Linked DNA regions of Mus musculus: region 2 is linked to region 1. A link is a loop called in an ENCODE intact Hi-C map of the cell type or tissue named here. Cell type or tissue: heart. All regions are shown on one strand. Links, peaks and the distances in the headings refer to the core of each region. The heading gives the core; the rest is flanking DNA.

Evidence for each region. A loop is a pair of places that touch in the nucleus more often than their neighbours do. Peaks named below come from ENCODE experiments on the same cell type or tissue, not always from the same donor. Only the 100,000 strongest peaks of a DNase experiment are listed, where the experiment ranks them.
Region 2: it touches region 1 in a loop (4-fold over the local background); 11 of 42 quality-filtered maps call a loop at or near these places.

The regions. Positions count from the first base shown.
Region 1 is chr5:110,634,775-110,645,884 of GRCm38, reverse strand. No RefSeq gene overlaps it. Among named protein-coding and RNA genes, the nearest start is that of Noc4l, 13 kb to the left of the region's middle. In heart, for the core only: a CTCF peak has its summit at 6,155 (motif pointing left); a DNase peak (open chromatin) is centred at 6,194; H3K4me3 peaks cover 276 bases; H3K27ac peaks cover 304 bases; H3K27me3 peaks cover 396 bases.
Region 2 is chr5:110,373,249-110,381,248 of GRCm38, reverse strand. Fbrsl1 (fibrosin-like 1) reads left to right here. Exons shown (of 19, transcript NM_001142642.1): 7 at 1,656-1,980; 8 at 2,135-2,355; 9 at 2,752-2,820; 10 at 2,994-3,211; 11 at 3,842-3,892; 12 at 4,779-4,847; 13 at 4,967-4,996; 14 at 5,171-5,242; 15 at 6,730-6,859. Among named protein-coding and RNA genes, the nearest start is that of Lrcol1, 33 kb to the right of the region's middle. In heart, for the core only: CTCF peaks have their summits at 1,240 (motif pointing left) and 4,268 (motif pointing left); a DNase peak (open chromatin) is centred at 4,228; H3K4me3 peaks cover 482 bases; H3K27ac peaks cover 948 bases.

The sequences.
Region 1 (11,110 bases), core at 1,440-9,439:
GATGTCCCTCAATAGAAGAACAGATAAAGAAAATGCGGTACATCTACACAATGGAGTATTACTCAGCTGTTAAAAAAAAAAATCGGACTGGAGTTAAGAGCACTGACTGCTTTCCCAGAGGTCCTGAGTTCAATTCCCAGCAGCCACATGGGGGCTCACAACCATCTTTAATGGGATCCGATGCCCTCTTTTGGTATGTCTGAAGACAACTACAGTGAACTGTACTCATATAAATAACATAAATAAATCTTAAAAAAAATAACATCATGAAATGGATGGAATTAGGAAAAAAAAAATCCTGAGTGTGGCAACCCAGACCCAGAAAGACAAGGATGTATGTACTCACTTGTAAGTAGATATATGTAAAGGATAATCATGCTATAATTCACAGACCCAGAAAGGCTAAGAAACAAGGAGGGCTCAAGGGGCTGGGGATGGCAATAACTCATGAATCTCCCTAGGAAGGGGAAATAGAATAAATATGGGTAGACTGGGGCCAGGTGGGGCCGGGAACAAGAGGGATCAGGGGTTAGGGAGAGAGAGTACTAGGGGAAACAACTAGAGTGTGTGTGGTGGAGGCAGATTTGGAGGAAAGGTAGAAACCAAATGCAATGGAAACTCCCGGACATCTTAACAAGGATGACCCTAGCTAAGAGTCCTAGTAAGGGGTGACAGGGAGCCTGAACTGGCCATCTCCCATAACCACAGAAGGATATGGACTCCAATTCAGCCTCAAAACCTTCAACCTACAACTTGTCCCGCCTACAAGATGTACTATGGTAAAGGTGGTGTAGAAACGGGGGAGTGACCAACCAATGAGTAGTCCAGCTTAAGACCCATGCCAGGAGAGGAACCCCATTCTTGATACTGCCCAGAGGGCCGGAAATCAAATGCTGGATAGTCCAGAAGTCTAGGATAGAAACAAGCAGGACTGTCATTAAAGGAAAAAAATTCAAAAAAAAAAAAAGATTCCTAATTCCAAAGGATATTATGTTATACTCATAGCATAATCATTGTCAGAGACTTCACCAGCAACTGATGGAAGTAGGTGCGGAGACCCACAGCCAAACATCAGGCAGAGCTTGGTAAATTCTGCAGGATAGGGGAAGGATTATAGGAGCCAAAGGGGATACAGACACCATAAGAAAACTCACACAATCACCTAACATGGGCTCACAGAAAAAATGTACATGTCCTGACTTTCTTTGATGATGAACTGTGATATGGTAACAAGACAATGTGAATGTTTGTCTGTATGCATGTTTCTCTGTGTACTGAACGCATGCCTGCTGCCTGTGGAGGCCAGAAGAGGGCATTAGATTTCCTGGAACAGGAGTTACAGATATTTACAAGCTGACATGTAGGTCTTAAGAATCAAACTCGGGGGAGCTGGAGATGACTCAGTAATTAAGAGCACTGACTGCTCTTACAGAGGTCCTGAGTTCAATTCCCAGCAACCACATGGTGGCTCACAACCATTCATAATGAAATCTGATGCCCTCTTCTGGTGTGTCTGAAGACAGCGACAATGTATTCACATATATAAAATAAATACATCTTTATAAAAGAAAAAAATCAAACTTGGTTTTGTTTTGTTTTGTTTGTTTTTTCAAGACAGGGTTTCTCTGTGTAGCTCTGGCTGTCCTGGACCTCACTCTGTAGACCAGGCTGGCCTCAAACTCAGAAATCCGCCTGCCTCTGCCTCCTGAGTGCTGGGATTAAAGGCGTGCACCACCACACCCGGCTCAAACTTGGGTTCTTAATGTCTGAACCATTTCTCTAGCCCTGACAAAAGCATTTTTTTTAATAGAAGCATGTCCATGCAGCATTTGGGACATACTAAACTTAGAAAATTATAGTAAAACATCATATAGCCATTATATTTTTTCATTTGTTTTGCTTTCTAGTGTGTGTGGACATGTATCCATTCTAAGATATTCCCTCTGCATAAGAATTCCTCTAAGGGAATGAGTAGAAGTCAAGATAACTAAGGTGCAGGCCATCTTTGGATTGATACGATCTAGATGTGTATGCTGCAATTTCCTTTTCATCACCGCTAACTCATTTTCAGCCTTGGGCTATTAAATCTTTATCACTTTGTAAGGTTTGAAATAAATTGCTTAGCTCTTGAGTGGCCAAGCAATTGCAGGCCACAGACAGTTAATCTCCCCTAGTAGCTTCTGAAAAGCATTAAGAGTTTGATTGGTTTCTCCCGGGTTGCACTCTTTTGTGATCTAACCTTTGGTACTTATTCTATATACTAAATCCCAAACAAGGCAAGATTTTTTTTTTTTTACTTCATCAAACATTTTCATCAAAAATTCTCTCCAGGGTATCTGTATTCAAACCAGCCAATAGGATATCATCCACATAATGATAAATAATGGATTGAGGAGGAATTGTTTATGAATGATCTCCAATGGGTGTGGTACAAAATATTGACACAAGGTAGGACTGTTTGACATTCCTTGTGGAAAGACTTTCCAATAATATCTTTTTATTGGGCTTCTATTAATTTTTATTGGGTGACCTCTATTAAAGGTAGGTACTGAGAAAGCAAACCTTTCCTTATCACGTTCATGTAGAGGAATTGTGAAAAAACAGTCTTTAAGATCAATCACTATGATAGGCCATTCCTTAGGCAACAAGGAAGGCAATGGGATTCTAGGCTGCAGGGAACCCATTGGCTGAATAATCTTATTAATCACTGTGAGATCTGCCAACATCCTCCATCTGTCAGATTTCTTTTTAACGACAAATACCAGAGACTTCCAAGGGCTGGTGGACTCTTCTACACGCTGAGCCTCCAGCTGCTCCAGGACTAGCTGTTCTAGTGCCTGTAGGTTTTCTTTTGTCATAGACCATTGTTCAATCCAAATGGGTTGGTCAGTGAACTACCTTAGTGGTAAGGCTGTTGGTGTCTTATTAGCAGTGGCTTCCCGATGTAAAGTTGGATTGTCATGAAAGACCGCCGAAGGGAAACCCTCACTCAAGTCTCAGGATAATAGCGGACCCCCAAGGACTCACAAGAGACCAAACTTGATGCAAACCACACAAGGCTTTATTGGGGGAAAGCCAGAGCTCTGGGAACAACTCGTATCCCACGCAGGGGTAGGAGTCGACCCCAAGGGGAAAGGGGTCCCAGTTTTTATAGGTCTTCAAGGGGGAAAGGAGAAGGAGGGAGTAGGGGATTTCCAGATCTAAACAATGTCTATTCTAAAATGATTGATTTCTCAAGAAATGGGTGTGGGAGGGAAACAAGGAAAGAGTCTGGTGCAGGTGCAGTAACTCTGGATTGGCCCTGACTGTGGTTGCTGTGGAGATTTTCCGACTCTATCCCAGCAACCAATATCACAAACACCTGTGCAGCAGTGGGCACACACCTGGGTTCAAGGAACGGTCAGAACATTGGCGGACACACAGGTTCAAGGAGCGGCCAGAGCATTGTGCACCTCTATTTTTCTAAATCAGTGAAGCTAGTTCTGCTAACAATGAAATCTATTTTGCCAATTTCAGGGTTTCTGTGACCTTTTACACTCTGTCAGGATCTTTCAGTCAGCCCCTGCTGTATCTTATTTATGGACATCCTGGACAGTCTGAAACTGTCTTGGATAGCATTCCTTAACTAATTTGATTTTTTTGTTTGTTTGCTTGTTTTTTGTTTTGGTTTGGTTTGGTTTTTCGAGACAGGGTTTCTGTGTGTGGCCCTGGCTGTCCTGGAACTCACTTTGTAGACCAGGCTGGCCTCAAACTCAGAAATCCGCCTGCCTCTGCCTCCCAAGTGCTGGGATTAAAGGCATGTGCCACCATGCCCGGCTTAGTTTGATTTTTTAAGTAGGAGCCTGCCTGGTGTGGCTAGCTTCCAAAGTTGAAGGGATGTTAATTTGTGCTTTCCATTGTTATAACATGTATGATCTTACTTTTCCTATCTGACCTTCAGGCCCTGTAAATCTAAAATCTGGTGCTTTGCTTTAGAGGAGATGAAGTCCCAACTCCTTGAAATTGGATGTCTACCTCTTGAAGTGGCCAACCTACAGGCCAAGATTTCGGAGAGATAATGGTGACATCTGCACCAGTGTTGACCATTCCTTTGATCTCAATATTGTTTACTAGTATTCTTACCTTGGGCCTTTGATCTTCTATAGAAGTTTGCCAAAATATTGGTTTGGGGCCCTTTTCGAATTATCTACAGAATTTGTCTTAACCTTGTTATCTGGTCTTATAATATCTATTTTCAACAGTGGTGTTTAATTGTCCTGAGGAAGAGAATTTTTCCTGTTTGGCATTGGGGCCTACGAGAGCCCCCCCCACCCCATACCCTGGGAGTTTTTTGGTCAAGAGTTACCCCATTTGTCTGTTGTTGATTTACATTCCCTAGTCCAGTGTCTAGGCCTTTGTCACATCTCTTGCATATCCCAGGAGGCTTGGGCTCCCTTTTGGAATTAATTTGGTTTTCTCTGAAGCTTCTCTCTCTCTCTTTTTTTTTCTCCCAAGACAGGGTTTCTCTGTGTAGCCCTGGCTGTCCTGGAACTCACTCTGTAGACCAGACTGGCCTTGAATTCAGAAATCTGCCTGCCTCTGCCTCCCAAGTGCTGGGATTAAAGCCGTGCACCACCACTGCCCAGTTTCTCTGAAGTTTCTTTTGACATAACCTTGCTCACCACGATTAAGAAATGTTGTATGGCCTCAAGGCCTCTAGTGGCAGCTTCTCCTGTTAAGGTCATATCAGGTGAACGGGGTCTAACATCCACTGTATGTCTAATCCACTCTTCTATTGATGCTGACCCTGCCTTCAATGGTCTGATTACTTCTTTGCATTCAGCATTCCCATTTTCAAAAGATAAAGTCTTGATTCAGGACTTTCTTACTAATGGATCCAATGTACTTCTTTCCACAGATAAAGACAACCTTTGGAAAAAGTCAAGGAATGTTTCTTTTAGACCTTGCTTGGCCTGAAAAAAAAAAGGTTCAAGTCTTTCTACTCTTTCTGCGACTTCGTCTCAAGCATTTAAGGCTGCCTTAGCACATAACATCAAGCTTTCATCATATTCAGCGTCTACTTCTAGCTCAGCAAAATGACCTTCCCCAAGCAGCAGAACTTCAGAAATATTCTTACCTCTGGCTTTATTTTGTTGGGCTATCTCCTTTGCTTCTTCTCTCCACCACAAGCACCATTATAAAGGTGACCCGGGTTCTCATATTGCTTTTACCACATCCTTCCAGTCTTTTTGTTTTTTTCGAGACAGGGTTTCTCTGTGTAGCCCTGGCTGCTCTGGAACTCACTCTGTAGACCAGGCTGGCCTCGAACTCAGAAATCCGCCTGCCTCTGCCTCCCAAGTGCTGGGATTAAAGGTGCGTGCCACCACCGCCCGGCTGCAGTCAGTGCTCTTAACCACTGAGCCATCTCTCCAGCCCCTGTGCCAATATTTCTCTAGCGCTTGTATCTCTGTCATCCTGGTGTTTTGTTCAACCTAATAATATCTTTTTGTAACCTCTCCTCCAAAGCTTGCCCCCATGCCTCAGACTTCTCCTTTTGTTGCTCCTCCTGTTCCTTAAGTGTCTGCACCCCCTGCTCAGAGCTCCCCTTCACCTTATTTTTTCTTTATGTTGTAATCCTGATATTGTGATGTCTATTTTATTTTGACTGATTAATTTTAGAAGATTCTCCTCCAAGTCTCACTTCCAATTCTCATTTCTTCTTCTCTGCTGCTCATTCTGACCTGTGAAATTTTGCATTCTTTGTTCTAGCATCTTTTCCAGCTCCTGTCTCTAACCTTCATGTTCCTCTCTCTGTTATCTTGACCAATAGAATCCTGTACCTTTCGTTCCAGATTTTCCTCTAGGCTGTATTCATTTTCTTCTCTCTGTTGCTTAGCATGACCTACAAATTCCTTTAGTTCTTGTGTTTTCTTTAGGCTGTATTGCCCAGTCTTTTCTTTTTTTCTTTTCTTTCAGTTTTTCAAGACAGGGTTTCCCTGTATAGCCCTGGATGTCCTGGAACTTACTCTGTAGACCAGGCTGGCCTTGAACTCAGAAATCCGCCTGCCTCTGCCTCCCAAGTGCTGGGATTAAAGGAGGTATCTAATTTTTGTGATTGTCAATTTTGAATTCTCAGTACCTGATCTGGAGCTTCTTGTACCTTTGTCTCCCCCTGGTGTTCGATTCAGGACATTGCAGTCCTCTCGGAATCTTATTCGCAGGAAGTGGGTGGTGGTGGCTAACTGTAGAAAGACGTGGGACTTCTGAGCCTCTCTCTGGCTTTTGTTTGGGTTGCAGTCGGCAGCATGTGCACTGATTTCAGGCAGCTTGCAGTCGGGAGAGCAGGTCTGGCTGTTCCGTGTCCAGTTTAGACGTGGGGGATACAGGAAAAGCGAGCGCAGGAAGGCCTGCTCGGGGTAGAGATACCCAGATCAGCCAGCTGTGCCTGTGAGAGAAAGCTTTGGAAAGTTAGATTTTGGTTTTTTGTATTGTGTGTGTGTGTGTGTGTGTATGTGTGTGTGTGTGTGTGTGTGTTTTCAGTTGTTGATCCTCAGCTGTGAAGACTGCAGGCTGCTTCTCAGGCAGTCGTGCCCCAGGGTCCTTGGTTCTTCTGTAGGCGCAGGGACCCCCCCCCCCCCAAACCATGTTATGGCGCTGCCTATGTCCAGCTCAGGGCAGGGGCGCTGCCACTGGTTGCTGAGGTTTGCTTGGGGTTTGGAGAGGGAGCCTCAGTCTGTAGACCCCTTAGACCCATTTGGTGTTTAATTTCCATCCTGGTGCACCTTTAGAGATCAGCCCTAGTTATTTATATGGGGCTGAGGGGAGTGGATTGGGAAAATCTAATATACTACTAACTTATTCCCCAGCTATGAGACCCCTTGTTGCTTGCGGCTTCTCCCAGCCATGCGGTTCTGGCCCATTATGGCTTCCTCCTCCTTCTTCCTCTGTCCTCTTTCCCCTTCTTCCTCTGCCTCCTACTCCCTCTCCAGTCCCACCTTTTCCCCTCCACTGCCCAATCACAGGCTCTAGCCTTTTATTGGCAGTTAAAATGGGAGGTCAACATGGTATCACCTGAGGACGAGGTAGTCTGCTGGGTGGGGTGGGGTGAGGAGACTCTCTCGAGGAACCAGTACTAACATTTGAATACAAACAGTGTGTGTGTTTTCTACCTTATGTGACCATGAAGCAGGAGGCCCTCACTGAGGGCATCTTGACTGTGAATTTCCAGATCGTTAATTTGTTTTTCCTAGTTAGTATTTCTCAGGTATTCTGTTATGACTACACAGGCAGAGGAGAGGCCTCTCTGCTTGAGTCTTTTTTTTTTTTAAAGATTTATTTATTTTATTTATATAAGTACACTGTTGCTATCTTCAGATACACCAGAAGAGGGTATCAGATCCTATTGCAGATGGTTGTGAGCTACCATGGGAAGAGCAGTCAGTGCTCTTAACCACGGAGCCATCTCTCCAGCCCCCTCTCTTCTTGAGTCTTAGAGGAATGAATATAAGGGGCTCACTGCAGCCCCATCTACTGAGTAGTTATTGTGCGTTAACAAGTCTCCCTTTTCAATGTGCAATGGCTTCACCTTATGACTCTTCTCTTCCTCCTCGTCCTTTCTTCTTTGTCCCTCCTGTCTTCTACCTAGAGATGCAAATACTTCAGGCAATCGAGTCATACTCACAAGTAATGAATCCCATGCCCGAAGGGAGGTGGAGACACTTGAGCATCTAATTGGCACTTAGCAAATTTGCTATAGGGACGAAGATGTCAGTGACATACTTCCCAAATAACAGCCATGCTTGGTGCTTTGGCAAACATCCCCAGCTAAAAATGACTGCCCCACTAGAGGTTGGGGTACATGGATGCTCCCTAGGGAACTTCATCTGTTCTCAGGGTCTCACCTCTAGGTCAGTAGCTGCTAGAAAAAGCTACACTCTTACCATCACAGAGCCAAGCTGCTAGCTCAGGAATACCTTCTGTAGTCTGTGCCTGTGTCCCTTCTAGTACAGTGGCCAGAGTGCAAATTGCTTTGGAACTGAATATACAAAGTACAACAGCATTTATTCTACAGCTGGGCTGGCTTGGTGGACACAGATAACTCTTTTTAAAATAGCTTCCTAGGTCAGGGCTGGGTCCCCCTGAGGTAGGAACCTCTGTAGCAGCTGCTGGCTGTCTACTCAGACCTAGAAGGCTGTGGCTGGCATCCAACCATAAGGAGATCTAGGGGCAGCTGAGTGACAGCCATAAGCAGGCCTTGCAACCATCAGAAGAGGCTGGTCACTATTCCCACTTAGGAAACAAGTCAGCAGGCTTGGTTTTAGCCGGTGACAGTTACCAGAGCCTGTTCCCTCTCTGGTGAGATCGGCTACCTGTTCTTAATTCTCTGGGGTCAGTGTCCCCCTGAAGGGCCTATTCTCCCATCTCCCTTTACCATCCATTGCTTTCTGAGCTGTGGTGACAGTGAACCCTAGGCCTGTATGAGTTACGTTGTGGCTACCAACTCAGAACGGACAGTAGTTCCTAGGGGCTCACAATCTGTGCTTCCAGATCCCCTTCTGAAGTATTTGACCAACTGTTTCCTTCATCAGCCGCCAGGTTTAAAAGGCTCTTTCCCGGGTGTTCATTTATCTATACTGGGACTTTGTGCCCTTATAAAAACATCCTTTGAATACTAGCAATATCTCAGTCCCACATGACTGGGACCACCAAGGAGTAGGAATTCAGCTCACACCGAGGGCTCTTTTTATTCAAGAGTCCTCGGCTTGTGTCAAACAAAGTGGAAGCTCCCTCCCATACTCCTGTTCCTTAGTCCTTGGTAGGCCTCTGTGACGCCCACTCTCCTCACATCTGTCACCTGCTTGACTCCCGGTGTCTGTCACTGCTTTATTGACTTCATCTTGAATCTATGTGCAAGCGTTTGCTTCATTTCCTGGAGGCTTGGTGGCTCCTTTCTGGTTTATTGGAAACAAGATTCTTGGACATCGGTTGAACCTTAAAGATGTGACAGAGGTGTGTGTCTGTGGCCACCAGATGGGGGCCCATTCTTCATCTTCACACTCCGTGGCCTGCTGGAGCTGGCACAGGTCTGCACGGGCCGGGAATGAAGTCACGTGAAGGGGACGCCGAGTCCTTGTGAGAAGACTCCGAGAAGACAGGGTCCTGTGAGCTTAGGGTTTTCTCACAGCGTGGAATTGTTCTTGGAATGTGTTTTCATGCCCCTCCCAGGGGTAGCAGAAAGGAGTGAGCTTCCTTCAGATTACTCATTATTGTTTGCTGCTGTTATTCAATTACATGTCTATATGCCGCTATTTAAAAAAAAAACATATCTTTACCACATGTGGCTTATCCATGAGACTGTATACAGCTTGCACTTCTGAGAGCTTTATTCATGTGACCTCTCTTTGGGGGTGGCATTTTAAGTCAGGGTTTCTCAGTGTAGCCCTGGCTGCCCTGGAATTCTCTGTAGACCGGCTGGTTTTGAACTTAAGAGATCTGCCTCACTCCCCCTTCCACCCACCCCCCCCCCCCGCAACCCTCCCTCCCCCAGTGCTGGGATTAAAGGTGTGTGCCACCACGGGCTCCTTGTTACCTTTTTTAACCCTCAGGGAATAAATACCTGAGGATCTGAATAAAGTAGGCTATTGCATGGGGCACAAGTCCGCCTCATTTATCTGTTCCATTCTACCTCTAAATGGTGTCAGCTCTACACACTGGAATAAGCCACAATATCCTGTTGGGGAGGAAAATGGTTCTTAGTTTTGTTATTTACACAGAGTCACTTTGCTTTATGAACACTAGGTGGAGCCCTAAAACCAGGTCTGCCTCAATTTCGAGTAGCCTTAGGACCTTTATAATTTAAAAAAATAAAAAAATAAAAAAAAAATAAATAGAACAAAACAAGAGCCTGATGCATGAGAGGGGTTGGTGACTTGGGGAGACTGCAGCAATTGGTATCTTTATGTCACCCTTGTTAAGCTCATTCAATTTGCCAAGTCTGTTTTTGACTCTGGCCCCAGGGAATTTCTATTATGTCTGCCTAGGGAAGTTGACCAACAAGCAAGGACTCTGCTGGCCATGGGTCCTTGACTACTAGACATTTGAGTCAAGCCCAGCTCCTGCCCTCTCTTCACGACACTTTAGAACCAGGAGAATGTGGTTGACTAACTTGCTATAGACATCACCCCTCTTGGTAATTGTGCCTCCACTGAGCCTCTGCCAGCCATGTTCTGCTGGCTCACCTGCGTCGTGGCAGTCATGTATAGTGGGTTGACCTGTTGCTGCTTGTATTCTAATGCTAATTTGGGGGCCCCAAGACTGGCTGCCCCAGAGACAAGAGAGTCCCCCCCCCAAGATATTTCTAATTGATAAAGATGCCGACAGTCAATAGCTGGGCTGAAGAGAGATAGGTAGGGTTTAGGTTTTGTGGGCTTGGAGAGAACCACCATGAGGAAGAATGTTCAGGCGAGAAGGAAGCAGCAGCCACTATGGGCTAAGGTAACCAAGAGAGCATGGCCCCGAGGGCTGCCCAATTGGTGCTAAGAGCAGCCCAGGTGGGACATAGCAAATAGGAAGTGATAACTTAGGGTTATCAATCGGAAAGTGGATTCTAACAGCGTGGAGGGTAGGCAGCTGCCTAACTATTGTGCTGTTTAGGGCTTATTGTAAATATAAAGGCTGTGTGTGTGTGTATTTAAATCTGGGAATTCAATAACCAAAGGTGGGGTAGGAACCCCAGGCTGGGATTAAATTATTTCTACAACAATCATGAGCACCCATCTGCCAAGCTGGTGCATGGGGTCCCAGTGGCACATCTGCCCCAGTTTAAGGGCATGTTTACCCAAGGCTGGGCAACAGCAGAGGGAAGGAGGGATGTGGGAAGGAATGTTGACAGTCAGTTTTCTTTGAACTGAATGGCAAGCTGTCATGCTCAAAGATGTGGGTGGCCTCTCAGGGAACAAAAGGGATCACAGGAGCCACATTTGCGTGTGATTGTAGAATCCATAGTATGTTTGCGGTGTGTACGTACACGCATATCACACAGATATAGATATATGTGCGTGTTTTGTATGTATGTATGTGGCTACACATACACATGTATCATGTATGAGATGCAAGCATATGTGGGGGTGCA
Region 2 (8,000 bases), core at 1-8,000, 260 kb after region 1:
TCTCTTCCCAGCTATTTTGAAGGCTGAGGCAGGAGGATTAAAATTAGAGGCCATTGTGGGCCATGGAGTGAGTTTGTGACTATCTTGGGTGACTTAAAGCAACCCTGTCTGAAAATTAAAAGAGTCAAAGGCTAGAGAGATAGCTCAGTAGCAGAGCCCTTTCCTAACATGTTCAAGACTCATCTCTCAACACTGAGGTGGCTCAGTGGTTAAGGTGGTGCCAAGCGGGCACACTGCCTGCCAAGTCCACCTTTAGTGAACTTGAATCCAGCACCCACATCTCAGAGGGAGAGAAGTGACTCCTACAGGTTCTCCTCTGAGCCCCACACAAGTACCATGGCATGGGCATACACAAGCTCGAGCACACAATGTGAAGAAAACAATAGCTTAAAGGGAAATTAGGACATAGCGTCCCACACCTTTGACCCCAGCACTTGGGAGGCAGATGCAGGAAGATCTCTTGATCATTGAGGCCAGCCTGGTCTACAGAGCGAGCTCCAGGACAGCCAGAGCTACCTAGAGAGAGAGACCACTTAAGGAGGAGGGGTGGCTGGAGAAGCGGCTTGGTGGTTAAGAAATTATACTGCACTCTAAGAGGACTGCTAGAGTTTGGGTTCCAACACCCAAATCAGGCAGCTAACACATGCTCCCAGGAATCTAACACTTCTTCTCTCCTCACACACTTGTGCTCACAAAGACACACACCTTGACAACACATCATTTTAAAACTAAAAGAAATGTTTATTTTTAAGAGAAAAAGGGCTGGGCAGTGGTTTCACACACCTTTGACCCCAGCACTTGGGAGGCAGATGCAGGAAAATCTCTTGCTCGTTGAGGCCAGCCTGGTCTACAGAGTGAGTTCCAGGACAGCAAGGGCTACAGAGAGAAACCCTGCCTCGAAAAACCAAACCAAACCCCCCCCCCAAAAAGAGGTGGGGAGGGGTGGGAGGGGGAGAGGCTGAGGGGTGGTAGTGCAATCCTTTAATCCTAGCTACTTGGGAAACAGAGGCAGGCAGATCTCTTGAGTTCAAAGCTACTCTCTCAGAGTGAGTTCCAGGACAGCCAAGTTACACAGAGAAACCTTGACCCCAAAAAAAAAAACAAAAGGAAGAAAAGAAAAAGGGAAAGAGGGGCTGGAGAGATGGTTAAGAGCACTGATTGCTCTTCCAGAGTCGAGTCTCAGTACCCATATGGTGGTTCTCAACCGTCTGCAACGCTAGTTCCAGGTGATCTGATGCCCTCTTGTGACCTCCACAGGCACCAGGCAAGCTGCTGGTGCACAGGATACATTCAGTTTTACTCACACACAATAAACATGGGGGTTAGGGAGGAACCTCGCAGAAACTTTAAAAATGGGCTAGTAACAGCCTTATACCCTAGCCTTACCTTGGAGCCTGGGATTCTGGAGTTATGGAAAGGACCTGGGGCTGGGCACCAGGGAGGAGGCTGGCACACCCGAGCTTATCTGTGTGACCTCAGGTAATGAGCAGGACTTACTTATTTCTGTTCATGTTTCCCCATTGGATATAGGGATCATCACAGGACCCTCAGCCTTGTGCCGAGAGCAGTGGCAGGGTCTGACATCCTGGTTACTGGCAAGTGATGCTTGGGCACAAAGCGCCAGGTCTTACAACACACCTGCCCTTTCTCTGCAGGTTCTGGGAGAGGTGAGAAGTCAGAGGCCAAGGCAGGGGCAGTGCCCAAGGTGTCAGGCCTGGAGCGCAGCAGTGAGCTCAGCACGGAAGCTTTCCTGCCTGCCACAGCACCTGCACCCTCAGGGCCCGCGCCAGGAACTCCGGCCAGCCCCCTGGTGAAGAGAGAAGCGCCCGTTGTACCTCACCACGTTCCACAGCCACAGCTTACCCCGCAGCACCGGGGCTCACTCCCAACACACGTGCCTCTGTCCTTGGGCGCCTTCGTGGGCCCTGGCCCTGGCCCTGGCCAGGTGGCATCCAGTAGCCTGCACCTGCACAGCCTCAGGTAGGGAGTGGGTGAAGCCATGGCCTGGGGTGGGGCTGTGGCTTCCTGCCCATCTCAGGGCTGAGGGAGGTGCCGCTGACCTCGGAAAGGGACTGTGGCTCTGGGATGTCCGGGTTCTGAGAGCAAGGATGCCACTGAACCCTATGTCCTACAGCAGGAGCAGCAGCACGGTCAGTGGCACCCCTCTGGGCCTGGCAAAGCACGTGACACTGTCTCCACACGGCCCCGGCCCCCACCTGTCTACCTCACACCTGGCGCTCAGGTCCCAGGCGCAGCACCAGCACCACGCCGCGGCAATGTTCGCTGCCCCCCCAACACTGCCCCCGCCCCCGGCGTTGCCCGCCAGCAGCCTGGTCATCCCAGGACACCCCGCCGGTAGGTATTCTACCCAAGGGTGCTCAACCTCAGCGGGGCCCTGGCCAGTGTGGGGCAGCAGGCTGAAGTGAAGGAAGAGCCTGGGAGGTTTGTGAGCCAGCCCTTCGAGTGTCGTGGTGGAGGGGATCTTCGAGGATTCTGTACATCCCTCCCTACTCAGGCAGGCAGCCCCTACTTTGCATTGGCCTCCTCCACCTTTGCTGCTCCCAACATCCAGAAGACCCCGAGTAGGCCCCAAGTCCCTCCTCTTACTCCTGGCTGGAACCTTCACCAGTTTTTAATCTCTGAAGGATTTCCGAGCAGTCACCACCCATCCTGCAGGGCCAGTATCCCAGCCTGAGGCCACCGAGGGCTGTGCGCTGGACAGGGCTCACAGAATTCTCTCCTTGCCTCTAGATGCCAGTCTGTTGATCTCATTCAACCAGCCAATCATGTATTGCCAGCCTCATTCGGGGATTCTGATTGGTACTTGGTCACAGGCTCCTCCTCTCTTACCTCCACCCCTGGGCCCGCAAGTAGCGAGCAGCCACCACGGCTTGGCCTGCCGACCCCGGGAGTGCCAGGTGACTATCCGCCTCGTCCCGCTGGGAGCCCATGGCCGACGTGCCTCTCTGTCTCTCTCTCTTTTTCTCTTGTAGATCACGAACTGCTCAGGCAAGAGCTGAACACGCGGTTTCTGGTGCAGAACGCGGAGCGGCCTGGCGCCTCCCTGGGCCCGGGGGCTCTGCTGCGGGCCGAGTTCCACCAGCACACGCACCAGCACACACACCAGCACACACACCAGCACCAACACACATTTGCCCCCTTTGCAGGGCTGCCCCCGACGCCGCTTATGCCGCCCACCGCACCCTCGCCGGTGCGTAGGCCTGAGTGCTGGCTGCTGGCAGGGCGGGCTGGGTGGGTGGGACAGGGAGTCGTACACACAGATGCACGCTCACTCTCATGCACGGCCCTGATACCTCCTGCCAGCGTGTGCAGGCCCCACTTGGCCGTCATGCTGGGTGCTGGACTGTGGGCCCGAACCCCAGCCCACCCTCAGGTCTTCCCCTGCCAGGGCCTGAGCCTGGGCTAGCTGCAGCAGTGCTCAGTCTTAGGCCTGACTGACATCAGGTCTCAGAGCCTAGACAAAACTAGGACCAGGCCATTGCAGACCTCTTGTGTGTCTCTTGGTCCATTTCCACCTTGTTGCGTTCAGCCACTTTTCTCTCTTTGTCACCGCCTGGGGTGTTCACGGCTCTCCTACCTGACTTCTCCAGCCAGGGCTTCATGCCCACCCCCCTGTCTAGAGCCTCAGCTGAGTAAACACCAACCTCTTTGAACCAGGAGCCTAGGCCCCACAGGGCCAGAGGCCAGTGCGCTCAAGGAGCCAGGTGACACCAGGCCATGTGCCCTGGTCACTGCCCAACCCAGCCACGGGTGGGTTCTGGTCCACTGGAGGGCATTCGGCCTGTACAGGAAGTCTGACCTTCGCTTTCTTCCCTTGCAGTTTGACAAGTTCTCACCCAAGCTGGACAGCCCCTACTTCCGACATTCCAACGTGAGTCCCTGTGCTCAGGCCCAGATTTCAGCCTACTGGGGGTGTGAGGAAGCTACAGACTTGTCCGTGCCTCCTTCTGGATGCTGAGGGGGAGGAACCAGGCAGTGCTCAAGGGTCCTCCACCATGTGGGACCCACAGTCCAGAGCTCTGTCTCTCTCTTGCAGCTCTTCCCGACCTTCCCTCCCACAGGCCCTGGGATGCCCACCCTGCTTGCACACCCCGGCCCCTTTGGGTCCATTTAGGGTGCTTTTCAACCCAAGGAGCAGCTGCTCCTGGTAGGGAGGAGGCTGGCAGGTGGGTGGGTTTAGGGCATGGGGCAGGGCTACTGACTAGCTCCCATTCTTGTTGCCATCTGGCCTTATTGTGAGCGACCCCTGCTGGCTGAGGGCCTTTTTGCAGTCAGAAAGCCTGCTACTGAGCCGTGCAGGAGTTGGCCAACTGATGTGGCAGTGAAACCCATCACCTTGCTCAGGAGGGAAGGAGCAGGAAGAGCCAGGAGCTGAGCAGGAGAGGTTCCATGGCCTCTCCCTCCAACCAGAGAATGGAGGCCACCTTTCACTTAAGCCCCCTTTGTTCATGCAACAGCAACCCAAGTCTTCAGGGCTAGGCACTGTGCTTGTTCCTTCCCCAAGAACTGTCTTGGTGTGTAGGTGCCTCTCGGACTGGGACAGTCCGTTCTCCCCAGCGATGTCATAAGCCAGTCTTCCTGCCTTGTCCAGTCCTTTTGACTGAAGGGGAGGTGGTCTTATGATGGAACTGGGGAACTGTGCAGGGTCCCACCAGCATGCCAAAGCATATTCCGTCGCAGAATTCGGGGCTCCTCCTGCTTGCTTCCTCCCTCCTCAGCCTATTGGTCCCTCATGCTCTCTCTCCCTGTACCTTCAGACTTCAAACTCAATCGAAATAACAGGCCGGTCGAGTGCAGTTCACACTTTCCTGCAGAAAGCCCCTGGGGTAGGTGTCAGCAGTCAGCCATGTAAGTTGGCACATACACTCAGGTGCTGTCTCTCCCAGCCCTGAGCCTGTGTTCCCATAGAGCCGAAACATGACCTGTTCTCTCCTGTTCACCACAGGTGTCCGATCCGTACCGGACAGCAGTCAGGGTGAGTGAGTGCATGCTGGGAAGAGGAGTTGGAAGCACACCCAGGGCTGTGGCTGGGAAGGACTCCGGTTCTCTCCTGGGTGGCCTTGGGGTGGTCCTGATGGTAGGAATCTGGGGAAGATGAGGCCCGGGAAGAGGCGCTGGGCTCTCTGAGCACATCCCGGTCCTGCCACAGAAACCAGGGAAGTGGTGTGCGGTACACGTGCAGATCGCCTGGCAGATCTACCACCAGCAGCAGAAGATGAAGGTGAGGCCGGGCCAGGCGGGTGCACTGCCAGGGCCTCCCTGGTGGGGCCGTATGGGAGGACTCTAGGGTGTGTGATGAGAGGCTCTGGCCAGCTCCAAGGTCACAGTGAGGAACATTCGTGGAACTGCCCGGGAAGAGCCTGGGTTGGGAAGACAGTGCCTGTGCCCAAGTGTCTGACTGGCAGAGGGACAGTGTCTTCACCGGAAGTCAGGGCAGTCTGCAGTACAGATGTTACCCATGATGCACTGCACCTGTGTATAGTTGTAAAAGTCTTCTAAAAGACCTTAGTCAAGTCAGCAGCGAGGGACTCATGAGAGAGTGCACGTGCCTCGGGAGAGGTGGGAAGGTACTTGCAGTGTGAATTTCCAGGACTGGAGTGGTAAAACTCAGGGGTGACCACGGTGATTCCTGAGTGATCCCTGGGGGCATTATAGGAAATAAGGGCTCCGTTCTCACTCAGCTGTTAACATATATAGACATATATATAGACATATATACAGGGTTTCACTGCCTCCCACATGCTCCCACCTAACACAGAACACTCCAACATGGTGATGTGTAAACACCACACACATATAAGTGTGCTCGTGCACACGCGGGGGGCGGGGGGAGAATATGACATACTTTAAAAAGTAGGAGGAACGTGAGTCCCCAAATGCTGGCCACAAGCTCACAGGCACGGGTGGAATTGGAAGGACAGCTCCCTTGTCCTTGTCCTCAGAGCCACACTCAGTGGAGCCTCTGGCCAGCGCAAAGAACAAGCACCGCAGGTCTACATAAGTTTAATAAAGTCATGGTTGGGGGTTTCATATGTGTGTGTGTGTGTGTGTGTGTGTGTGTGAGAGAGAGAGAGAGAGAGAGAGAGAGAGAGAGAGAGAGAGAGAGAGAGCTTCCATGTATGTGCAGCTGCGTATGTAATTAACGTGTGCATGGCGTTCATTTGGAGGTCAGAGACAATTTGAAGGAGTTGCATTTCTCTTTCTGCCATGTGGGTCCTAAGACTTGAACGCAGGTCCGGAGGCTTAGCGGCAGGAGCCTTTTACCTGCTGAGCCATCTCACTGCTGTAGATTCATGTGTTTAAACATAAATTGCATCATTGGAAAACAAGCACAAATTTGGAACCACTTAGGCCTGTGGATATGCTCTTTCAACTGAATTTTGTGAAATCTAAATGAAGCTATTTTCTGTGAAATGAAATACACAAATACTCTGAAGAATGCACTGATTGAGGCCATAGTATAAAGGTGGTGCATGTCATTGCGACTCCATGCATAGCATACCACAGTAAGGTTCTGGTTCTCCCGTCCCAGATGAAACCCATTAAAGCTGGTTTTCCTTCCCCTTACCTGGGGCTGCCAGAGCATGGGCAGCTCCTAAGGGGCACCTCCAAGGTCCCTGTATAGTCCAGGCCACCAGTTCAGGTTCTACCTGGGGCAATGGCCAAGCCTCTGCACACAGCCCTGGCACACACTCTGTCCCCCTGCAGATGCAGCTGGACCCCCACAAGCTAGAGGTTGGCACAAAGCTGGACCTGTTCAGCCGGCCCCCCGCCCCAGGCATGTTCTCTGGGTTCCACTACCCACAGGACCTGGCCCGGCCCCTCTTCTCCAGCACAGGTGAGACCAAGGGTAGCTGGGATCAGCGATCTGAATGGGGCCAAGATATCTGTCTTGTCCGGTGTGGGGATGACTTTCCCAGGGCCCTCACAATGTTCTTTATATCTATCTACTGCTGGTTCCAGTCCAAAGACCCCATAGTTCCCAAAGCCAGCCCATGTACACTGAGACCCTGGTGCTACTTACTCAAGACCCTGACCACTGTGTATCACCTGGACTTCTGTCCCACATTACCTGACAGTTGGTGACCTGGTCTCTCCTCATCCTGGCATCCCTCATCACTGGGACTCTCATCTTCTCTAAGCTCAACACCCCCAGGACAGTATCTGTGTTGTCTTACACATGTAGGAAACTCTTTCCAACAACCTGTGTCCCACCCAGCCTTCCCTAAGTGCATGGTAGTGCAGAGTTATCTGCTCTTAGCCTTGGAAGACCTTTGCAACAAGACTGCATGCCCAGGGTTTATTGGGGATACCTGTCTGACATGTACCCAAATCCCACGTCTCCAGGAGTCCAGAGACTCAGCATGAGGCTACGTGAATGAAGTTTAGACACAGTATGTGCTGCAGATCAGTTATGGCCATGGAAGGAACTTCCTTAAACTCAAAACCCGAACCCAGATATTGGTAGAGACAAGTTGAGGGCCTCTCTGAGAATGTTCTTGCAGCCTGTGTGCATGCTCACATGTGCACACAGCACACGTGAAGGCTGACTTCCCTCTGCAGGATCCCTCTTCTTCCACGAGGTCTCAGGTCTGTTACCTCAGAGCTCCAGATACCCTCATCCTTTCCACCCTCTTTTCATTCAGTGCCCATGGGGGGTGGGGGGGGAGCAAGTACATTTTCACCTTTGCTAACACATCAGGACGGCAGAGCTGCCTAGCCACCCAGAGCTGGCCTCACAGTGTGGTGGCGTTTCCCCATCCCTGAATTTGGCATGCTGGTGGCCTCTGGACTGGACTGGACCTCAGATCTAGACCCTCAAAGCAGAGATGTCCCTGATGGCTTACAGCGTGGCTCAAGCCCCAGGACATAACTCTGCGTGTTCTGTAAGGTCCTGCTGCTGGCCTCTCCTCCATTCCTCAGTCCCTGTATTTTTCCCCCTTCCCTTTCTCTCTCTTGCTCCGCCTCCCCCTGTCCCC